2 separate regions of the Mus musculus genome follow, and region 1 is linked to region 2. A link is a loop called in an ENCODE intact Hi-C map of the cell type or tissue named here. Cell type or tissue: left cerebral cortex. All regions are shown on one strand. Region 1 overlaps Susd6 (sushi domain containing 6). Region 2 overlaps Susd6 (sushi domain containing 6).

Region 1 (2,500 bases), 60 kb before region 2:
TGTGTGTGTGTGTGTGTGTGTGTGTGTGTGTGTGTGAGAGAGAGAGAGAGAGAGAGAGAGAGATACTCTTTTCCACCTTACCTTACATATACTCTGATCCAAAGTAGGCAGCCTGGTTGAGAGCTGGGGTCACAGAGTAATTGCTGTTGAAAGTAGAGGTTGAGGTGACAGGGCAGTTGGGCGCTGACATTAAAGACTTGTCTGCTAGACTGATGGCCCACCCCCAAGGGTAACTTCTCTATAGTGACTGCTTCTCATAGCTAAGTTAATATGACTAGCTAGACAAGGAGGTAGGCTCCTGGGAAACAGGCTGTGGAGTCTTAATTAAGCCTGCCTGCACATATCCTGTTATGTACTAACAGATTTCCCTCAGTCTTACATTTCTAAGGGTCCCATTTTTTAAATTGTGTGTGTGTGTGTGTGTGTGTGTGTGTGTGTGTGTGTGTGTGATGCATCTGTACAGACAGAGACAGTCTATCTCATGTTCTGTTGCAAATGCTTGCTGCTTTCTTTCCAGAAGAGAAGGTAGGTACCTGTTACTATTTTCTCATGAGCTCTTCGTGCCACACTGGCGCTCCTAATGAGTTCCTTATCTGGTAGAGCGGCCTCAGCAAGTGCCCTTCCAGGAGTGTTTAGAATATACCTAACCCAGGGAGAGCAGACCTGTGGCTGATATGTGTCCTTGAAGATTTAGTTAGCAGTCACATTCTGATTGGGAAACACCTGAGAAAACTGTTGAGTGAGAGAACTGGGCTCTGGTTTAGGCACTCAGGCCTGTGTCCCTAGGCAAGTTGCAGCTCATGCTGAGGTTATAGTTTCTATTAAATTGAATAGATAGGACATGATAAGATGGCCTTATAGTTCATTTTAGGTAGTAATGGTTAGGGTCTCATGCTAGCAGCAAAGGTGGGAGTGATTCCCAATTCTCTTTTGCCTCTTAAGTTGTTTCTTTTTGGAATGATCCTTATGTTTTTCTCTACCTCTTTCATGTCTGTTTAGGTAACATCTATAAAGCCAGGGTCTGTTTGGATCACTGCATTCTGGGTGTCTCTGGCCTACCTTACTGTTTTTGCCCTGGACTCAGCACTTCCCCACTGTACTGCCATCTGTTTACTTGTTTGCCCTTACATTTTAGAGAACTTCCTGAGAGCACCACCTTTGTCACTGTGACAAACTTCCTTTTGTCCCCACCTCTGTCATCACTGTTTCCCTAGTTGCTGGTACACTGCTTAGATTGTGGTGTGTATGACCACTCCTGGGCCAGTTTGAGAGTTGTACTGGGTCTTTCCCTAACTAAACTCTTTACCCAGTCTCTTTATGAGCTCTGTGGGTGCTGGAGAACCTTGGATGCTGCTGCTGATTTTGAGCTGTGCCAACCCCCAGGCACTTTTGTAATCAGGGATGGGCCTTAGTTTTGTCCTGTTCATATTCAGCCATCTGCCTAGGGCTAGGGCCATCTGCTGCCTGTGAGTGACCTGAGCAAGGGAAGCGGTTGTGAATCAGTGTGGGTGAGCAGCAGCCTATTTTTTAAGGGACTAATTATATGGATGAGTCTAGGGCTGCCTCCCCAACTCTGACTTCTGTGTAATGCATGTTATGTCTCATTTTATCCAGGTCTTAGTTTTGTTCTAGATGCTGCCTTCTAACTACTCTACTAGAGAGCCTTTGCTGAGTTTTTGTTTACTTTGTGAGTGCTTTGTCCTTTAGCCCTGGTCCTTGAGAATAATCTTCATGTAATATAAATAGCACTGCAGAAAGAAAAACCAGGGAAATAAAAACCTTTAGAAATGAACCTTTGGGTCTCTTTCAGATGTAAATGATGAGCCTCTATCTATCATCTTGTAACTTTAGGTTCATCACCCTGTTTTCCATTTTTCCTCCTGAGACATCTTCAAACAACATGTATGGACTGAATTACTTACTTGGAAGGTTGTGGGTCAAGCTTGCATTTCTTCAGCTTTGTACAGAGAAGGAAAAAATGCAAGAAGAAAGTAATGTGCCCTCATCATTCTTAGTAACTTCTGAGTTTGGAGGCTCTCAGCTGGCATAAAATTATGAATGAAAACTACTAAGAGGTAGGGATAGTATGGGAATTTTAATTTTAATTTTTTTAAAGATAGGGTCCCATGCGTTTCAGGTTGGCCTAGGACTTGATATATAGGTGAGGATGACCTCACCTCCTCCTAAGTGCTGAGATTACTGGTATGTATGCTCCGTCAGACCATATTTTAGGCAGTGTTAGGGAGCCCTATACTAAATGAGTGAGCTACATCCCCCACCCCAAGAAGAGGAGTATGCATCTATCTCTTTCTCTCTCTCTCAGTCTGTCTCTGTCTCTGTCTCTGTCTCTGTCTCTCTCTCTCTCTCTCTCTGTGTGTGTGTGTGTGTGTGTGTGTGTGTGTGTGTGTGTGAGAGAGAGAGAGAGAGAGAGAGAGAGAGAGAGAGAGAGAGAGAGAAAGAGAACTTTTAAACAACCACCACAACAAAACCTCAGTGGTAG
Region 2 (2,500 bases):
GCTCTTTCTTGATGGCTACTTATTTGTTTAGTAAACAAGTTTTTGGTTTGGGAGCTGTTGTTGTAGTTGTTGATGATGTTGATGTTTTCAGAGTCAGGGCTCCTGCATAGCCCAGGCTGGCTCAGAGACTACTATCCTGTTACCCTAGCCACAAGTGGCTGATTGCAGGTGTTACTGTGTAACCTTGGCTATCTGAAACTCACTGTGTAAATGAGAACTGGTCTCAAAACTCCCAGAGATTGCTCTGCTTCTGCCTCTAATTAAAAGTATTCTGCTGGAATTAAAAGTATGTTCCATTACACCTGGTCTGAGCAAAACTTTTTGAAAGCCATATCTTGTGTTTGGTGCTGGATGAGGTTTCAGATCTGATGCAAATAGGAAGTACTCTCTCTGTTGCAAGGAGTATCAGTAGGAAAGTCAGTGAGGCCTGCACTAGAGAAATAATGGAATCAATAATTGTGGTGCTAGCCAGATATGGTGCCTCAGGCCTGCAGTCAGCATTTCAGAGGTTAAGACAAGGACCACAGTCAAGGGTAGTTTGGACTGCACAGACCCCGGCTCTCAAATACAGAAATAAGGCCAGCAAGATGACTCAGCAGAGAGAGGCGCTTGCTACCAAGCCTGATGATCTGAATTTGGTCCCCAGTCCCCACATGGTAGAATGGGAGAGCTGACTCCCAGAAGTTGTTCTCTGACCTGCAGGTATAGATGCACGTCATCAAGTAGTTCCTGTAGTGTGTGGATGTACACATGTTAAAAGGAATGATAAATATATAATGAAGTTTTTAAAAGTACAATAATGAAAAGAAATTGAACTCATGCCATGATGAGGACACCAGTGTTGTTAAGACAGATTCCAGATCTTAAAGCATGGGTCTAGCACTTCTCCCCTCTGGTGACATGAGAAGACCAAAACCCACTGGTTTGGTCCAAAATGATTTGTCCAGGTTCACACAGATGACAGGTAGCTTTTTTAAAAAGGTAGAACTTAAAGAGAACTTTGAAACTTCTTAGAGCAAGGTTAGAAAAGAATCAAAAGTTACTAGACCAGCAGAGAACAGAATCAGGGTTATGTTGGTGGGACCAGAAGGTGTTTGGATACCAGGCTTAGCATTGGGATTTTATCGTACAGGCAGTGGGAGAATAGAAGCAGAAAGGCCAGAAATAGAAAGCAGGAAAATTTGACTAGCTTAGACATGTACAGCAGAACGTTTTATTTCTTTAAATGAGCGCTGTTTGGGACTCTCTAGGGTGGAGTTGGAAGAGATACTGAGAGACACCCTTAGGTAACTGCTGTACTTCCCTCCCTGTCTCTACAGATATCCCACTATTGAAAGAAGCATGAGGGCTGCCGCTGGCCTCTGTCCTCTCTGCCCGTCCTCTCTCTTCCTGTGGGTTTGAGTACCATGTCCTCTCTAGCTGCCCCACCTGGATGCCTGAACTGCCACCTGTGTATCTCTGTGTACCTGAGAGCCTGCAGGCCACCTCGATGGATACTCAAGAAAGATTCTCACCATCTGCCCACTGGACAGCTGGAGGACCTGGCCCTTTGCCTGGCCCAGCCTTCCCATCTGTCTGTCAGGGATGTGTCTGAATGCGCTGGATTGAACCTCCCCTTCCCCTCAGCCTCTGGGTCCCTTCCAGCCAGCTCTTGGTGGCAGCCCCGCAGCCATGAGGGCCTGAGCACTGCTGTGTTTACTTGTGCCTTCCCCACCCTGTCCAGGTTCCCTGTTGTGCAGGTGGGTTGCTATCCACAGGCCTTAGTGGCTACTGCCACCTGTACCCGGGGGCCAGGCCTGAGGCTGCAGAAACAGATTGAAGAGTAGTAAGGCACTCAAAGCAGGAATAGCTCATGCTGGGTCCAGAATGTGGGTCCCTGAGCTTGCCCTGTGTGTTGACACTGATGGCGGCATCTTCCTTAACTGAGGACAGAGGTTTGGGAAGTCATGCCAAAGCCACCCAGCACTCGCTGACCAGCTCTCGTGCAGGTTCCTGGCTCTTTTGAGAGTTTCTAAGAAGCACCCAGAAGACCTGTGGGAAGGAGGAAAGGTGTCAGATAATGATTGTCTTCCTAATACTCAAGTTCTCACTTCCTGCTTCCAGCACTGGCTGCCTTGGCCTTGGTTTCTGTTCCTGGATAAGGGGAAGTTGCATGCTGTTTCCTGGACTTTGTCCTAGGTAGCTCTGGCTTCCTTGCAGCCCACAGAATCCTGAGATTTGCTGAGATGCCAACAAAAGCTCATCTGGCTTTTGGCAGTCTGGGCAAGTTGCCCCTTTTTAGGTTTGTGGTGATGGAGGGGAGGCTGATAGGTACAGACCAAGTCCCCGGTGGCTGCAGGCAGCTCCGGCAGGTCCTGAGGATCCTCCTCACCACGGTCATGTGCCTTAGTAACTGTGCCCAGGAAGTGGCCTGCTGTGCCACTGCTCCCACTCTGTTCTCTCCTCCCTGCCTTTCCACACGTCATCGTTGAAAAGCCACTCCTTATTTTCCCTGCCAGCT

The links. Peaks named below come from ENCODE experiments on the same cell type or tissue, not always from the same donor. Only the 100,000 strongest peaks of a DNase experiment are listed, where the experiment ranks them.
Region 1: a loop joins it to region 2, with 2.1 times the contacts of the local background. A loop is called at or near these places in 4 of 42 quality-filtered maps.

Annotation. Positions count from the first base shown.
Region 1 is chr12:80,815,430-80,817,929 of GRCm38, forward strand. The region is part of intron 1 of Susd6 (sushi domain containing 6); the gene reads left to right. Among named protein-coding and RNA genes, the nearest start is that of Susd6, 26 kb to the left of the region's middle. In left cerebral cortex, no CTCF peak of the experiment used is centred here; a DNase peak (open chromatin) is centred at 1,466; H3K27ac peaks cover 735 bases.
Region 2 is chr12:80,875,777-80,878,276 of GRCm38, forward strand. It overlaps Susd6 (sushi domain containing 6), which reads left to right. Exons shown (of 6, transcript NM_178682.4): 6 at 1,320-2,500. The coding sequence ends at 1,345. Among named protein-coding and RNA genes, the nearest start is that of Gm23298, 34 kb to the right of the region's middle. In left cerebral cortex, no CTCF peak of the experiment used is centred here; DNase peaks (open chromatin) are centred at 1,199, 1,535 and 2,286; H3K27ac peaks cover 699 bases.